2 separate regions of the Homo sapiens genome follow, and region 1 is linked to region 2. The links are chromatin loops, found by intact Hi-C in ENCODE. Cell type or tissue: heart right ventricle. All regions are shown on one strand. Each heading gives the region's core, and the rest is flanking DNA. Links, peaks and the distances in the headings are about the cores only. Region 1 holds the start of CHST5 (carbohydrate sulfotransferase 5). Region 2 overlaps CHST6 (carbohydrate sulfotransferase 6).

What was found. A loop is a pair of places that touch in the nucleus more often than their neighbours do. Peaks named below come from ENCODE experiments on the same cell type or tissue, not always from the same donor. Only the 100,000 strongest peaks of a DNase experiment are listed, where the experiment ranks them.
Region 1: a loop joins it to region 2, with 2.0 times the contacts of the local background. A loop is called at or near these places in 15 of 110 quality-filtered maps.

What each region holds. Positions count from the first base shown.
Region 1 is chr16:75,535,760-75,544,092 of GRCh38, reverse strand. CHST5 (carbohydrate sulfotransferase 5) reads left to right here and starts at 7,985. Exons shown (of 4, transcript NM_024533.5): 1 at 7,985-8,049. It overlaps TMEM231 (transmembrane protein 231), which reads left to right. Exons shown (of 7, transcript NM_001077418.3): 5 at 1,410-1,491; 6 at 2,638-2,743; 7 at 3,919-7,352. The coding sequence ends at 4,099. In heart right ventricle, for the core only: no CTCF peak of the experiment used is centred there; a DNase peak (open chromatin) is centred at 4,765; H3K27ac peaks cover 1,871 bases.
Region 2 is chr16:75,467,097-75,475,429 of GRCh38, reverse strand. It overlaps CHST6 (carbohydrate sulfotransferase 6), which reads left to right. Exons shown (of 3, transcript NM_021615.5): 3 at 1-3,378. Among named protein-coding and RNA genes, the nearest start is that of TMEM170A, 6.6 kb to the right of the region's middle. RefSeq lists an enhancer at 3,139-3,781. In heart right ventricle, for the core only: a CTCF peak has its summit at 3,478 (motif pointing left); a DNase peak (open chromatin) is centred at 3,509.

The sequences.
Region 1 (8,333 bases), core at 56-8,055, 69 kb before region 2:
AACTGGGGCTTAAAGTGATTAATTTTCCCAAAGGCTCAAATCTTGAAAGATAACAGAGCCTGTCTGTGTGCAGAACTCATGCATCTAATCACTCATTCCTCACTTTTATTTTATCACAATGGGGACCATAGAAGTTGAGCTGAGGTACTTCTGAAAATGAAAAAGGGATGTTATCGGTTATTACAGCCATAAACCCAGACTTGTAGATATATAGTGGGTTTTACTGTTGCTCTGACTATAATCAATATAAGTTGTAAAGAATAGGAAGCTGCAACATATGAAATGAATATGGCACTTTTTGTTTGAATGTCTATATATCAGATTACATTAACAGCAAGCAATTATTTCCTCCTTTAAGGGATTATATGCTTATGGTTTGCATTTTATCTATATCTCTATATTTAAAAGTGATAAAGAACTTAGCACCCAGAAAAGACCAAGAAAATGACAAAGGAGTTGGAAGTATGGTTTCTTTTTTTTGTCTTTGTGTAGGGGTTTTTATTTGTATTTTATTTTTATTTTTGAGACAGAGTCTTGCTCTGTCACCCAGGCTACAGTGGAGTGGCATGATCTCGGCTCACTGCAACCTCTGTCTCCCAGGCTTAAGAGATCCTCTGATTTCAGCCTCCTGAATAGCTGGGATTACAGCCATATGCCACCACGCCTGGCTAATTTTTGTTTTCTTTGTAGTAGAGATGGGGTTTCACCATGTTGGCCAGACTGGTCTCGAACTCCTGGTCTCAAGTGATCCATCTGCCTGGGCTTCCCAAAGTGTTGGGATTAGAGGCGTGAGCTTCCATGCCTGGCTTTTTATTTTTTTTTATTTTTATTTTTTTTTGAGAGATGAAGTCTTTCTCTGTTTCCTAAACTGGAGTGTAGTGAGTGGCATGATCATCATTGACTACGGCCTTGAACTCATGGCCTCAAGTGGTCCTCCTGCCTCAGCCTCCCAAGTCACTGGGATTGTAGGCATGAGCCACCACACCTGGCGAAAATACGGTCTGTTAAAATAATTTAAGGAATTCTTTCTCCCGCTGAGATAAAGAGGGGTATTTTAAAAATAGCTTTAAAACCTGTAAAACATGGACACTGACCCCTTATTTCCATCCACAGAAAGAAAGACTGAGAGTAAATGGGCTTAAATTGTTGCAAGAGAGTTTATTCATCTTTGAAGAGAAGATTATTGATACTGCAGTAGGCCACCAAGAACAAGAGGGTGCTCTGTGGGACCAGCCTGGGTGGGCAGCAGCCTGTTTTATTCATCTTTGAAGAAAAGATTATTGATACTGCAGTAGGCCACCAAGAACAAGAGGGTGCTCTGTGGGACCAGCCTGGGTGGGCAGAAGGGTAGAAGGAAAAGGGGAGGAGTCTCCCAGGTGCTCACACCACATCCTCCTCCCGTGTCCCAGATATCCGTGATCAACGGGACCAGCCCCTTTGCCTATGACTACGACCTCACCCATATTGTTGCTGCCTACCAGGAGAGGAACGGTGAGTCACAGGTAGAGCCCATTCAGCCGCTGCTCAGGACTTTCAAGGTTAGTGGGGGCAACAGAGACAAGCAGAACTGGAACCCTTGTGATGAAAATGTCAAAACCCGTGAATGCTCAACGATGGGAGCAAATATGCTGTCCAGGATTTGTCTTTTTCGTCCTGATCTTCAGACCTGGGACCGCCCCCACCCCTCCAGCATCCCATGGTCCAGCAGGCTAGTGATGGTTAAATGCCATCATTATCCCACCACTGGCTTAGTGGGTTTCTCTTTTAAAAAATATAAGCCTAATTGAGTTGTTCCCCATACCACACCTATCCACACCTATAACAGATGCCAAAGACAAATTGCTGTTCATGCTTTTCAGAGAAAAACAGAGAACGTGGGTGACTCTCCCCACATTAGCAGTCCAGCAGGAGAACAGGAGTGCCCCTGTTTCCTGCCAGAAGGCACAGTGTGCTTATTCCTTACAGAGCTCTAGGCCATGGCATGTGTGGACTCGGCACGTTTGTCTGGTCGGTGGCTGAGGTTTTCTCTAAAAGCATCTACAGTGTTACTTGGCAAGCAGACATCATGGAGACTATACACAGACGTCTCACAAGGGGGATGACTGCAAATCCAGTATTGCTTACTGATTTTATGGCATATACTAGTGGCATTATTGCAATAATAGAGGGAATTTTAAAACAAAAGTAGAAAACATTGCCCTACAAATCAACTATTTTTTCATTCCTTTCATTCTTTAGCCTTCTGCAGATCTTTTTATACAGCCATTGTAGTGTAGAAACACATTGGGATCCAAGTTACTTTTATTTATTTAAACTTGGAATATAAATACTTCCCCACACAGCTACAAAGCTGTGATACTACTTTTAGTGGCAGTATAGTATTCCTTCAGTTAGCCATTCAGCACATGTAGAAGAAACTCTTTCCAAGTTTTTTATGTATTTTAACAAAAGTATTTTGACTATTATTTTAACAAATAATGTGTGATCAGCTTTGCACATGCAATTTCTCTTTCCTTCCGAATGATTTCTTTCAGTTCTGAAGCACAGGATAATTTCCAGGTATCAAATAATCTTTATAGCCTTCAACTGCCAGAGTCAAACAGCCATCGTGGTTAATGGTTAATGATTGCATTGCAGTTACCACCGTCCTGAATGATCCCAACCCCATCTGGCTGGTGGGCAGGGCCGCAGATGCTCCATTTGTGATTAATGCTATCATCCGATACCCTGTGGAAGTCATTTCATATCCTTTCTGTTAAAGAGTCCATGTTAAGGCTGGATGTGGTGGCTCCTGCCTATAATTTCAGCACTTTGGGAGGCCAAGGTGGGAGGATCATTTGAACCCAGGAGTTCACAACCAGCCTGGCCAAGATAGTGAGTCCCTGTCTCTACCAAAAAAAAAAAAAAAAAAATTAGCCAGGCATAGTGGCGTACATGTGTAGTCCCAGTTACTTGGGATGCCGAGGCAGGAGGATTGCTTGAGTCCAGGAATTCAAGCTTGCAGTGAGCGATGATTGTGCCACTGTACTCCAGCCTCGGTGACAGAGTGAGACCCTGCCTCTTAAAGCAAACAACAATTTAAAAAAAATCAATGGTAGCTCAGTTTTCAAAGAGGAATGATTCCTTAGTTGTCTCAAGTAGTAACAGACGTGGGAGGTTTTCTCTTGGAAATCATGACAGGGTTATAGCCTCATAAAAATGGCTGCGTCTTTGACATCTTAGGCTACATGTCTCAGAAAATGACTGTATGTCTGCTATTCATATAGGAACAAATAATTCATGTCTTGGTCCTATTTGTTTCCAAGCAATTCTTCTAGGTAAGAATCATCCATATTTATGTCTTAATAATCATATGATATCCCTTTTATGCTAAGGTTATGTGAAACATTCTTGCCAGTCCCTGTCTGACCTAAACTTTGGTTTAATTTTGACTTAGGTCGACTAATGGAAAATGAAACCAACACCAACACTGCAGAGAAGCAAACAAAAGAGAAGGCATTTTAACTGGGGTCTTAGGAATTACAATTCCAGAGACACAAACCTAGGAAGCAGCTAAATTGTGTTCCGTACAGGTGCAATTAGGCAGGGGCTAAGGGTGTTCCAAGTTTACACAACTGGAAGATTTTAGAAGATGGATGGATGGCTGGTTAACAGCTCAGGATATCTCTAGTCCATGATCAATCTAGTTTGGCATAGTTGTCTGTTTAGGAGGTTGGTCATCAGGCTTGGTATATAAATAGCTCAAATCAAATGTGGCTGGTTTTACCATTTGGCCAAGTTCAGGTCAGCTTCCATCTGGGTGTGTACATGACAGAGGTCCTGCCTCCTTTCGAGATACCTCTGCCACAGCCAATTCCATCTTGGATTTTCTCTTCATACTTAACACCATGTGGCCCTTCACTCCTTAACTGTCCATACTTATCAGCCAGGATTCTGGGAGATGGTAAAGTTCGCCTGGGTGCAGTATGTCAGCATCCTGCTTATCTTCCTCTGGGTGTTTGAAAGAATCAAGATCTTCGTGTTTCAGAATCAGGTGGTGACCACCATTCCTGTGACAGTGACGCCCCGGGGAGACTTGTGTAAGGAGCACTTATCCTAGAAAGGCCATTTCTGAAGACTCAGCAGGACCGTGGCTGCCTCATTGTCATCTTCTGGGAACATCTTAGGACCTTTTGAAAGAGCCCAGCGGACACCTGCGGGCTTGTGTGCTTTTCCCTCAGAGACAACGGTTCTTTCCGGTTTTGCTCTACACAGTTCCGTATCTTCAGAGCTCCTGCAGAATTGTCAGGGACTAGTTTGTGGAAAGGTCTGAGAGTTCCTGGAGGCTATAATTAGCTTTTTGGGTTTTCCTTCTTTGCCTTAGCGTTGAATTTCAGGAGAAAATTGCAGTCAGTTCAGACATCTTGGAAAGAGTCCCATCTCTGGTCAAGCAGAGACTTTTCCTCTGTTGAACTGAGGAACACACTGTGCATTTCTACCTTCTGTTGTGAGCCACTCTTACTCTTTTCAGGGCTCTCTTGTGACAAACATGCCAATCACTAGCACTTTGCACCCCTGGGCTTCTCCATTTCCCATTCACAGCTTTGATTTCCAGAGCTGAGGCCTTTAACTGGAGACCTGGAGGGGCAGGGCCCAAGGGCAAGGGCCGCATTAGCACAGGCAATCAGGGAGGGCCGCTGAAGGACACTTGGACCGTCCACCTGCCCCAGCCCAACAGTCAGTCATCTGTCATCAGCTCAGCTGAGCAGCCCTGGATCTTTGCCGTACTGTGACTGGGCTCTTTGCCCTATTTTTCCCTCTGTCTGTGCCCCTGGATGGCAGGCTGAAGTCAGAGGGGCTGTTTCATTCTCAGCCCCCTCAGCAGCACTGGGGGAAGAAAGCATTGTCACAACAGGTTCTTTCTGGCCCTCACCCAACAGCCTGGGCACTTGGCCCTCCTCCTCCTTGACAGCCCTCCCCCTTCCTGCAAAGGACAGGGGCGACAGGGGTTGGTGTTGGGATTGGCTCCCGCTGCCTGACAACCACAAGTTTATTTGGAAGGCTAGCGGGAAGCCCAGCGGCTGGCGTTTCCCTTGACTAAGGAACAGGGTGCCCATCAGAGTGGGGCGGGCAGCTTTGGGAAGGACACAAGAAGCAGTAAGAGTGTAAAGAGGATGCTGGCCTGGGCAGGCCAGTCCAGCCTGGCCACTAGCAGAATACCAAGCAGTCCAGTGGATTACCCTCGTGGCTAAGCAAGTGTCTGCAGGAGCAGAGATGGCTGGAAGGGGCCTCTGCACACGGAAGATGGCTTGTTCAGCCCATTCACCTCCTGAGGATGTGGGCAGTCTCCTCCAAGAACACATGGAGCTGCTTCCTGATCCCAAGCAGGTCATTGCCACTGGAAGGACATGGCCCCGGTGATCCATGCTTCATGCCCACCCAGAAACACACCCCTCAGTGTGTGCCTCAGTTTACTTTGGAGATCAGTTGTCGTTTTTAGTGCTCCTTTAGGCTTACTAAAACAGTTTTGGAAACAAAGCTATTTTGAAGTATTCAAGCAGAGGAATTCCCTAACACTGACCCCCTTGTCTTTTTTTAATATTCAGGCTGTTTTATATGCCTAAATTTTTTTCTTAAGATCTAAACGAAAAATAGTTTCTTGTTTAAATTCACATAAGGCAATGAGATATGGAAAGATGACAAGATACGTATAAACATTGGTTTGCATTTTATTAAATTATTCTAATGCAAATCTTGTATAAAGAACCCATGATGTTTTGTAACTTTCTAATTAAAATGTTCAAAATGAGGCCGAGCATGGTGGTTCATTCCTGTAATCTCAACACTTTGGGAGGCCAAGGTGGGAGGATCACTTGAGCCCAGGAGCTTGAGGCTGCAGTGTGCTATGATTGCACCACTGTACTGTAGCCTGGGTGACAGAGTGAGACCCTATCTGTTAAAATAAATAAATAAATAAATAAAAAAGTCAAAATGGAAGATCACATGTACCTTTTTCGAGGGAAAGGGTTTGGAATGGCAAAGAATAGGGAGGGCAGAGGTTGCACACACCTGTCTTTATTACTCATCTACAGCCATGCTTTACAAGGCTCTGCCTAACGACCTTGGAACTTCCATGAGGTCTTTGGTGAAAGTCCCCTAGTTCTTCCCCAGGTAGATGAGTTTTCAGTGGGATTCACATGCCATGTGAAATCTACGTGTTGGATAATTATGACTGTGTCTGGTGAATATGAAATTATTTACAGACCAGATGTTGATAGTTTCTGACTCTGAATCACAGCATAGCTGCAAGAGGTAAATAAAAAGCAAGAGGCCGGGAGCGGTGGCTCACGCCTGTAATCCCAGCACTTTGGGAGGCCGAGGTGGGTGAATCACAAGGTCAGGAGATCGAGACCATCCTGGCCAACATGGTGAAACCCCATCTCCACTAAAAATACAAAAATTGGCTGGGTGTGGCGACACGTGCCTGTCATCCCAACTATTTAGTAGGCTGAGGCAGGAGAATCGCTTGAACCCTGGAGGCGGAGGTTGCAGTGAGCCGAGATTGCGCCACTGCACTCCAGCCTGGCAACAGAGCTAGACTCCGTCTCAAAAAAAAAAAAAAAAAGAAATATAGAGGATTTTATTAACTCAGCTCCGACCCATAGCTAAGTTAAGGTTTGATGTTATTACTGAATATTTGGAGGCAGAAAGACTCCTGATTTTGCCAAATGATTAGTACAGTTTCGGCTTAAGTCAGATGAGGCCCCCCTAATATTCCATCATGTAAGGCTAATAAAGCAATTATTTCTTTTTTTTTTTTCCTTCCAACTTTTATTGTAGACTCATGGGGTATATGTATGGGTTTCGTATATAGCTAAATTGTACAACCTGGGGGTTTGGTGTACAGATTATTTCATCACCCACGTAATAAGCATAGTACCCAGTAGGTGGTTTTTCTTTTCTTTTTCTTTTTCTTTTTTTTTTTTTTTTTTGAGACAGAGTCTCACTCTGTTACCCAGGCTGGAGTGCAGCAGCATGATCTCAGCTCATTGCAGCCTCTACCTCCCAGGTTCAAGTGATTCTCCTGCCTTACCCTCCCGAGTAGCTGGGATTACGGGTGCCCACCACCATGCCCGGCTAATTTTTGTGTTTTTAGTAGAGACAGGGCTTCACCCTGGTGGTCAGGCTGGTCTCGAACTCCTGACCTCAAGTGATCCATCCGCTTTGGCCACCCAAAGTGCTGGGATCACAGCAGTTTGATCACAGAAGTTATTATGGTTGGCATTCTGGCACACATCTTTCTAATCTTTTTTGTTGTATGTAACCTTTTTAGTATCACAAACAACACTTTTATAAACCTTGTGTAGAAATCATTGTTGCTGGTTTATTTCCTTAAGATACATTCAGAAAACTTATGACCATTGTTAAGGATCTTAATTCATTGCCAAACCACAGCCAGGAAAGACTGCTAATTTCTACTCCCAGCAGCAGGGACTCCTCGTTTCAGATACCACCATGGATTAAAGGACCTCCCAATGCTCTATCCTTTTCAGATTACTGGACTCTGCCCGTTTGTTTCTTTGTTTTTGAGATGGAGTCTCGCTTTGTCACCCAGTCTGGAGTGCAATGGCCCCATCTCCGCTCACTGCAGCCTCCACCTCCGGGGTTCAAGCTATTCTCCTGTCTCAGCCTACCTAGTAGCTGGGATTACAGGCATGTGCTACCATGCGCGGCTAAATTTTGTATTTTCAGTAGAGATGGGGTTTTGCCACGTTGACCAGGCTGGTCTTGAACTCCTGACCTCAAGTGATCTGCCTGCCTTGCCTCCCAAAGTGCCGGGATTACAGTCATATGCCACCAGGCCAGGCTGAGCTGTTATTTGTAAGGGGTGGGTGGGGAGCTTTTATTTACTGAAACATATCCTGTATTCATTGGAACATGTTATCAAGCCTGCGCCTCTGGGCGGAGGCTAGGGCAGGGAGGGCACAGCTCCTAAGGCCACCTGGTCTTTCAACTCCTCCCAGCTGGGACACTGCACCGGGAGGCAGCACGGATTCCTGTGTCATCAAGGTGCCTGGGTCTTGGCTTAGGGCTGAGGTTGGGGCCTTGGGAAGGGTTTGGATTCCAAGTCCCTTGGCTGCAAGGATGCCCCCAAGAGCGAGGAGGGCCAAGATTAAGATTCGACTTCCTTCACTAGGGCCTTTGTCCTCCCAGGAGCTCCCAGGTTCTCTGGCGATTGGGGGGGTGAGGAAGGGTTACAACGTTCATTTGTGGTCAGTTAGATGAGAAGTGACTCTGCCAGCGTCCTTTGACATCCCCGGCTAAAAGGTGCGCCTCTTAGAGCCCCAGCCCAC
Region 2 (8,333 bases), core at 141-8,140:
CTGTGTTGACACTCTGTGCTGTGTGACCATGGCTCCTGCCATCAAGAAGTAGAGTCTGTTTCTCCACCTCTGAATCCAGGCTGGTCCTGTGACTTGCTTTGTCCTGTAGACAAGTGTAGTGCAACTTCCTGTGAGCCAGTTTGAAGCATAGGCCTTGGAAGCAAAACTTTACCTCCACCTGTCTTAGGTTTTCAGCTGGGGCTCTGCTGTGATTTGATTGTGTCTCCCAAAGTTGGAACCTTGATCCCCAGTGTTGTGAGGTGAGGCTTGATGGAAAGTAAATTACGCCGTGCGGGTTATGCCCTTGTGAATGGGTAGAGAACATTATTTCTGGGCGCAGGCATGGTAGCTCATGTCTGTAATCCCAGCATTTTGGGAGGTTGAGGTGTGCGGATTACTTGAGGTCAGGAGTTTGAGACCAGCCTGGCCAACAAGGTAAAACACCATTTCTAGTTAAAATACAAAAATTAGCCAGGTGTGGTGGCACATGCCTGTAAGGCCAGCTACTTGGGAGGCTGAGACAGGAGAATCGCTTGAACCCAGGAGGCAGAGATTGCAGTGAGCTGAGATCGCACCACTGTACTCCAGCCTGGGCAACAAAGCGAGAGTCTGTCTTAAAAAAAACCACCATTATTTCAGGAGTGAGTTGGTTATCCTGAGAGTGGTGCCTTTTAAATGAAGGAGTTCATTCTTTGTCTTTCTCTCGCCCTCACTTTGCCCTTCTGCCATATGATGCCTTCCATCATGCTAGGACACAGCAAGAAGGCTCTCGCTAGATGCTGGCTCCTTGATCTTGGGCTTCCCAGCCTCCAGAACTGTAAGCCAATACACTTCTATTTATTATATATGACCCTTGCTGGGTTCAGTGGCTCACGCCTGTAATCCCAATACTTTGCAAGGCTGAGGCAGGAGGATCACTTGAGACCAGGCACTCAAGACCAGCCTGGGCAACATAGTGAGACCCCATCTCTACAAAGTTAAAAAAAAATTAGCAGGGCATGGTGTCGTGCACCTGTAGTCCTAGCTACTTGGGAGGCTGAGTTGGGAGGACTGCTTGACCCTGGGAGGTTGAGGCTACATTGAACCATGATCATGCCAGTGCACTCCAGCCTGAGTGACAGAGCAAGACACCTATCTCTAAATAAATGACCCCATCTGTGGTATTGTTATAGCAAAACAAAACAGATTAAGAGAGACTTTTTAATGAAAAGACAGATTCACAAAGAAAAACAATGTTTTTGTTTCTGTTTTTTTGAGGCAGAGTCTTGCTCTTGTCCCCCAGGCTGGAGTGCAGTGGCGCCATCTTGGCTCACTGCAACCTCCGCCTCCCAGTTTCAAGCGATTCTCCTGCCTCAGCCTCCCGAGTAGCTGGGATTACAGATGTACACCACCACGCCCGGCTAATTTTTTTTGTATTTTTAGTAGAGATGGGGTTTCACCATGTCGATCAGGCTGGGCTGGAACTCCTGACCTCAGGTGATCCACCTGCCTTGGCCTCCCAATGTGCTAGGATTACAGGCATGAGCCACTGTACCTGGCGAAAAACAGTTTGTTAACACAGGCAGCCAACATCACTCAGGATAAGCCTCAATGAAAAGTAACAAAGTGATGGCTTGGAACACTGTCTTACACAGCATTTTTAAAAAATACAATAAATTTGTAGAGATAGGATGACCAAGGACAACAGTTTTAGGCTTCCAAAGGTGGTAAACTATGGGATGGTAAATATCCGAGAGGAAGCTGATGCAACAGGATTTGTCTGCAGCAGCCTCTGGTACCACCTCTGAGTCAAGGGTTGTGTCCAGTGATGGAGAGTTTATATCGTGCCTTTAGGCAGAAAAGGGGAGGGAAACCTGAACTTTTCCTGCACTTTCTGCTTCTTAATTGCCTTCAGCTGAAAATCATTTTTTATGTGAAAAAGGCATAGTCTGAGCTGACGCCTCTGCTTTCCTCCACCTGAAGAGAACCTGCGTGCTGCTCCTTTGCTTCGGACCTCCGCCTCTGCCCGGGAGAAAGCCCAGGCCAGCCTGCTGGACAAGCAGAGACCATGAGAAGGAGAGTTCAGGGGTCCCAAACCAGGCCATCCTAGACCAGCCAGCTCCAGCTGATCCGCACGCAGCCACTTCGGCTACCTTCTACTGGCCAAAGGGAGTCCCAGGGCTCACCCAGATTCAGAGGTGGGGAAACTGAGTCCACCACTTGAGAAGAGTAGCTATAAAGACATATGAGCGAGGCCAGCTGAGCCCAGCACTGCGGCCAAGTCGAAGACTTTAGGAGCAATAAAAGTGCTTATTGTGTTTCAGTCATTTGAGTGTTGTGGTGGTTTGTTACGTAGCATTGCCTAACCGATACACTTGAGAACGGAGGGCTCCTGGCACCTGCAGCTTCCAATTTCCACCAGGGTCCAGGCTCCCTCCCTGCTGGTAGGGCTGTAATTAGTGTCTCCCCTTACCTGTAGGCCCTGTGATGCAGCTAGAAGTGTCTAGGCCCAGCAGTCACCCACAATTAGGGGCAGGCACGCTTGCTGCCTCTGCTCTGGCTGTGGGAGCTCAGAAGGGGCAATCAAAGCACTAGATGGGCTGATGGGTGCATAGAAACAGTGTTGCCTGGAATAGGTCAGAGAACCCACCTATCAAGAGGCTGTTGGGGAATCAATGGTGGGCCTTATTTTTGTTATTTTGCATCAAGAAGATATATTATCCACATCAACACTGTATCAACTCCTCATGGCCACCACAGACCCTGTGTCCCCTAGCTTTGTCTTTGATGTGCCTTTGTCACCCACTCCTACAGACTGCGCCCCACCACTGCCACAACTGCCCCATCACCTCTACAGGGTTAAATCAATGGTTTTAATTTTTGCCTACCTGATGGGTGAAAAATGTTACTTGATGTTTCAGTCTGCACTTCTTTAATTCCTGGGGCAGCTGAACATCTTTTCATGCTTATGACTCAACTGTATTCCTTTTTCATTGTTCAAGGCTGTGCCCATGTTGCTGTTGACTTACCACAGCCTCTTTTGAATATGCTTTGTTATTTTTGTTGTGCAAATGGTTTCTCCTAGCTTGTCATCTGTTTTTTGTTGTTGTTGTTTTGTTAACTTACTTTATGGCATTTTCCCCTCAGGCTTCTTAAAAAAAAAGAAGCTTCATTGAGCTATAATTGATATACAACATCTGCACATAAAGTGTAAAGTTTGATTAAACATTTGTATATACCTGTGAAATCAAATCACCACCTCATCACAATCAAATTTCAAAAAGTTTCACCTAGTTTATCATATTGTTGAATGTGAATCCTTTCCTTATGGCCAGTGGATTTTATGTCTTGTTGAAACGACTTTGTCCTGCTACAGTGATAAAAATGGTCTTCACGCTTGCTTCCAGTACTTTAGTAGTCTAGTGTTTTACGCTTGGATCTAAATTGCATGCAATATTCCTGATCGGTGCGAGTCATCAGTTCTCCCAGCGCCCTCTACTGAATGATCTCACTCATCACACACTGAAACCACCATGGGCTGGAATCTGTCCCTCACCCACAGGCCCACTCCACACCAGTGGATCAGGCGAGCAATTTCTTTAGGTCGAGTGACCCCTATGCTGAGGTCCAGTGGGTTATCCCGACTACCTTCACAAGTTAATGGATTTAGATTTAAGCACCACCTGCCCCCAGCAGATTCTCTTACAATTTAAATATCCTCTCACAGTGCAAATCCTTATTCTGTGAATGACTCTATTCAGACCATGTTCCTTAAGAACCAGAGCTAGGCTGGGTGCAGCTGTAATGCTAGCAATTTGGGAGGCCAAGGTGGGCAGATTGCGTGAGCTCAGGAGTTCGAGACCAGCCTGGGCAACTTGGCGAAACCCTGTCCCTACTAAAAAAAATACAAAAACGTAGCCAAGCGTGGTGGTATGTGCCTGAAATTCCAGCTACTTGGGAGGCTGAGGCATGAGAATTGCTTGAACCCAGGAGGTAGAGGTTGCAGTGAGCCAAGATCGCCCCACTGCACTCCAGCCTGGGTAATAGAGCGAGACTCTGTCTCAAACAAACAAAAAACGAAAGAACCAGAGCTAAAGTCTTGATGAAATGGAAAGGATTGGCCTACTATCCATTTTTCCAAGATGGCAATTCATTCCAGCCAATCGAGCATTTTCTCCTTTGGGAGTAAGACCAGAAAACCTGGCCTGTCCTGCAAGTCTTGTGTTATTCTGCTCCCAGTCCTCAAGAACTCCACTCATTCATTCAACACACATTATGGGTTGAGCACCAACCAGGCACTGGGCTATTATAGGAGCTGGAGATACAGCAGGACCAAAAACAGACAAAAAGCAAAAACCCCTGCCCTAGGCTGGGTGCAGTGGTTCACACCTCTAATCTCAGCCCTTAGTGAGGCCGAGGCAGGTGGATCACCTGAGGTCAGGAGTTCAAGACCAGCCTGACCCATATGGTGAAACCCAGTCTCTACTAAAAATATAAAAATTAGCTGGGCATCGTGGCATGCACCTGTAGTCCCAGCTACTCAGGAGGCTGAGGCAGGAGAATTGCTTGAACCCGGGAGGCGGAGGTTGAATTGAGCCGAGATGGCGCCAAAGGACTCCAACCTGGGCGACAGAGCGAGACTCCATCTCAAAAACAAACAAAACAAAACAAAACAAAACAAAAACCAGCCAGGCGCAGTGGCTCACGCCTGTAATCCCAGCACTTTGGGAGGCCGAGGCAGGCAGATCATGAGGTCAGGAGTTCGAGACCAGCCTGGCCAACATGGTGAAACCCCATCTCTACTAAAAATACAAAAATTAGCCAGGCGTGGTGGTGGTGGTGCACGCTTGTAATCCCAGCTAATCAGGAGGCTGAGGCAGGAGAATCGCTTAAACCTGGGAGGCGGAGGTTGCAGTGAGCTGAGATCGCGCCACTGCACTCCAGCCTGGGCGATAGAGTGTGACTCTCTCAAACAACAACAACAACAACCCTGCCCTTCAGGAACTTGCATTCTGATGGTGGGGAGATAGCTGATGAATAAGCTTAATAAATGGCTACATTATTTAGCATATTAGAAAGTGCCAAGGATTAAAGTAGAGAAGGATCGGGGGATGAGGAATATATGTGTGTAGAGGTGTGAGTTGTAATTTTTAATGGGGTGATCAGGGTAGGTCTCAGTGAGAAAGCGACATTTGAGGAAAGTCTTACAGGAGGTGAGGGAGTATGTTAAGGGCAATCATGGGTAGCCTGTCTGGGAGCAGGAAAGAGCTAACACAAAAGCCCTAAGGAGGGGAGGCATCTGGCTTGTTGAAAGAGCAGCAAGGGGCCAGGGGGTCTGGTGTGCTGGACCGCCTCCTTGGCTTCCTTAGACAGGGCCCAGGAAACCTCCATTTTCTGAGTCCTGCAAGGCTAAATGTCTTTTTTTAACCTGTCAATTCATAAATGAACTAAAGATCGAATTCTAAATTCAAAATAATGTTTCCTAATGTAATACATAATTGATTATGTAACCCTACAATAATTGATTTCTTCCACTTTTTTTTTTTTTTTTTTTTGAGACGGAGTCTCGCTCTGTTGCCCAGGCTGGAGTGCAGTGGCGCGATCTCTGCTCACTGCAAGCTCCACCTCCCGGGTTCACGCCATTCTCCTGCCTCAGCCTCTCCGGTAGCTGGGATTACAGGCGCCCACCACCACGCCCAGCTGATTTTTTTTTTTTTTTTTTTTTTTTGAGACAGAGTCTCATTTTGTTGCCCAGACTGGAGTGCAATGGCACGATCTCGGCTCCTGCAACCTCTGCCTCCCGGGTTCAAGTAATTCTCCTGTCTCAGCCTCCCAAGTAGCTGGGATTACAGGCGCATGCCACCAGGCCCGGCTAATTTTTGTATTTTTAGTAGAGATGGGGTTTCACCATGTTGGTCAGGCTGTTCTGGAACTCCTGACCTCGTGATCTGCCTGCCTCGGCCTCCCAAAGTGCTGGGATTACAGGTGTGACCTACCACACCTGGCCCTTTTTCTTTTTTTTTTTTTTTTTTTGAGACAGAGTCTTGCTCTGTCGCCCAGGTTGGAGTGCAATGGTGCGATCTCGGCTCACCGCAACCTCCACCTCCCAGGTTCAAGCAATTCTCCTGCCTCAGCCTCCTGAGTAGCTGGGATTACAGGCACATGCCACCATGCCCGGCTAATTTTTGTATTTTTAGTAAAGACGGGGTTTCACCATGTTGGTCAGGTTGGTCTCAAACTCCTGACCTCGTGATCCACCCGCCGCAGCCTCCCAAAGTGCTGGGATTACAGGCATGAGCCACCACGCCCAGCGGTTTCTTCCACTTCTAATAGACTCTGCTAGTCTGGGAAATGTACCAAAAAGACAGCATGGTTAAAAGGTCAGTATTTCCTGACCCTTTTTATACTTCCTATTTTTATTTTAGATAGGTTTCTTGGTTGATGCAAAACGCCAATTGTAGTGGTAGGGAACTGGCAGGAGGAAGCTTCCTAAACGGAGGTTTCAAGAGAGACTTCTGTTTCTTTTTTTTTTTTTTTTTTTTTTTGAGACGGAGTCTCGCTCTGTCGCCCAGGATTGAGTGCAGTGGCGCAATCTCAGCTCACTGCAAGCTCCACCTCCTGGGTTCACACCATTCTCCTGCCTCAGCCTCCCGAGTAGTTGAGACTACAGGCACCTGCCACCACGCCCGGCTAATTTTTTTGTATTTTCAGTAGAGACGGGGTTTCACCGTGTTAGCCAGGGATGGTCTCGATCTCCTGACCTCGTGATCCGCCCGTCTCTGCCTCCCAAAGTGCTGGGATTACAGGTGTGAGCCACCACGCCCGGCCTTTTTTCTTTTTGAGATGGAGTCTGGCTTTGTTGCCCACGCTGGAGTGCAGTGGCTCCCGGGTTCAAGCAATGCTCTTACCTCAGCCTCCTGAGTAACTGGGACTACAGTCACACACCACCATTCCCAGTTAATTTTTTCTATTTTAGTAGAGATGGGGTTTCACCATGTTGCTCAGGTTGGTCTGGAACTCCTGAGCTCAGACAATTTGCCTGCTTCAGCCTCCCAAAGTGCCAGAATTACAGGTGTGAGCCACCGCGCCCGGCTCAGGAGAAAATTCTAATAAACAGTCTTGCTAATGTTCTTGAATTAAGAGGAAAATATGGGTTGGGTGTGGTGGCTTATGCCTGTAATCCCAGCACTTTGGGAGGTCGAGGTGGGTGGATCACGAAGTCAGGGGTTCGAGACCAGCCTGGCCAAGATGGCAAAACCCTGTCTCTACTAAAAATACAAAAATTAGCAGAGCATGGTGGTGGGCACCTGTAATCCCAGCTACTCAGGAGGCTGAGGCAGGAGAATTGCTTGAACCTGGGAGGCGGAGGTTGCAATGAACTGAGATCGTGCCATTGATCTCCAGCCTGGGTGACTGAGCAAGATTCTGTCTCAAACAAACAAACAAACAAACAAAAATGGAAAATATGTATTTTGCACACAATACTTTTGAGTGTAAAATAGGTTAATGACCGGGTGCAGTGGCTTACATCTGTAATCCCAGAACTTTGGGAGGCCAAGGCGGGAGGATTGCTTGAGCCCACAAGTTTGAGACCAGCCTGGGCAACATAGTGAGACCCTGTCTCTTAAAAAAATTTAAAAACAAAAAAGCTTTAAAAAAAATCATTTTCTCTGCAAATACTGAAGGTGTTGGTACATTGTCATCCAGCCTTCTTCTTCATTTGGCTACTGAACCATTTGATTCTCATTTCTTTGTAGGTGACCTATAGATTCCCTCTGTTTTAGGAATTTCTTTTTTATTTCTTTCTTTTTTTTTGAGATGGAGTTTTGCCCTTGTTGCCCAGGCTGAAGTGCAATGGCAAGATCTCGGCTCACTGCAACCTCTTCCTCCCAGGTTCAAGTGATTCCCCCGCCTCAGCCTCTTGAGTAGCTGGGATTACAGGCACCCGCCACCACGCTCGGCTAATTTTTGTATTTTTAGTAGAGACAGTCTTCACCATGTTGGCCAGGTTGGCCTCCAACTCCTGACCTGGTGATCCACCCACCTTGGCCTCCCAAAGTGTTGGGATTTCAGGCGTGAGCCACTGTGCTTGGTAGAATTTCTTATTTCTATCTTTTTCTTCTTGTTCTATTTATTTTTCTTTTCCTTTCTTTATTATGATTAATTTGGTGGAGCAACACCATTTATTTCCAGGGCCAGCATTGGATATAGCACAATTATGGAAAAAGGCTGTCAGCCACTGTCACAAAAAAATCCTACAGAATCTGAAATGCCAACAAGAAGTCTAGCTGCGCCAGAAAATACCTGTGAATCACAGGTTTTTCCATTTCAACTTATATGACAAAAAGTTTCAG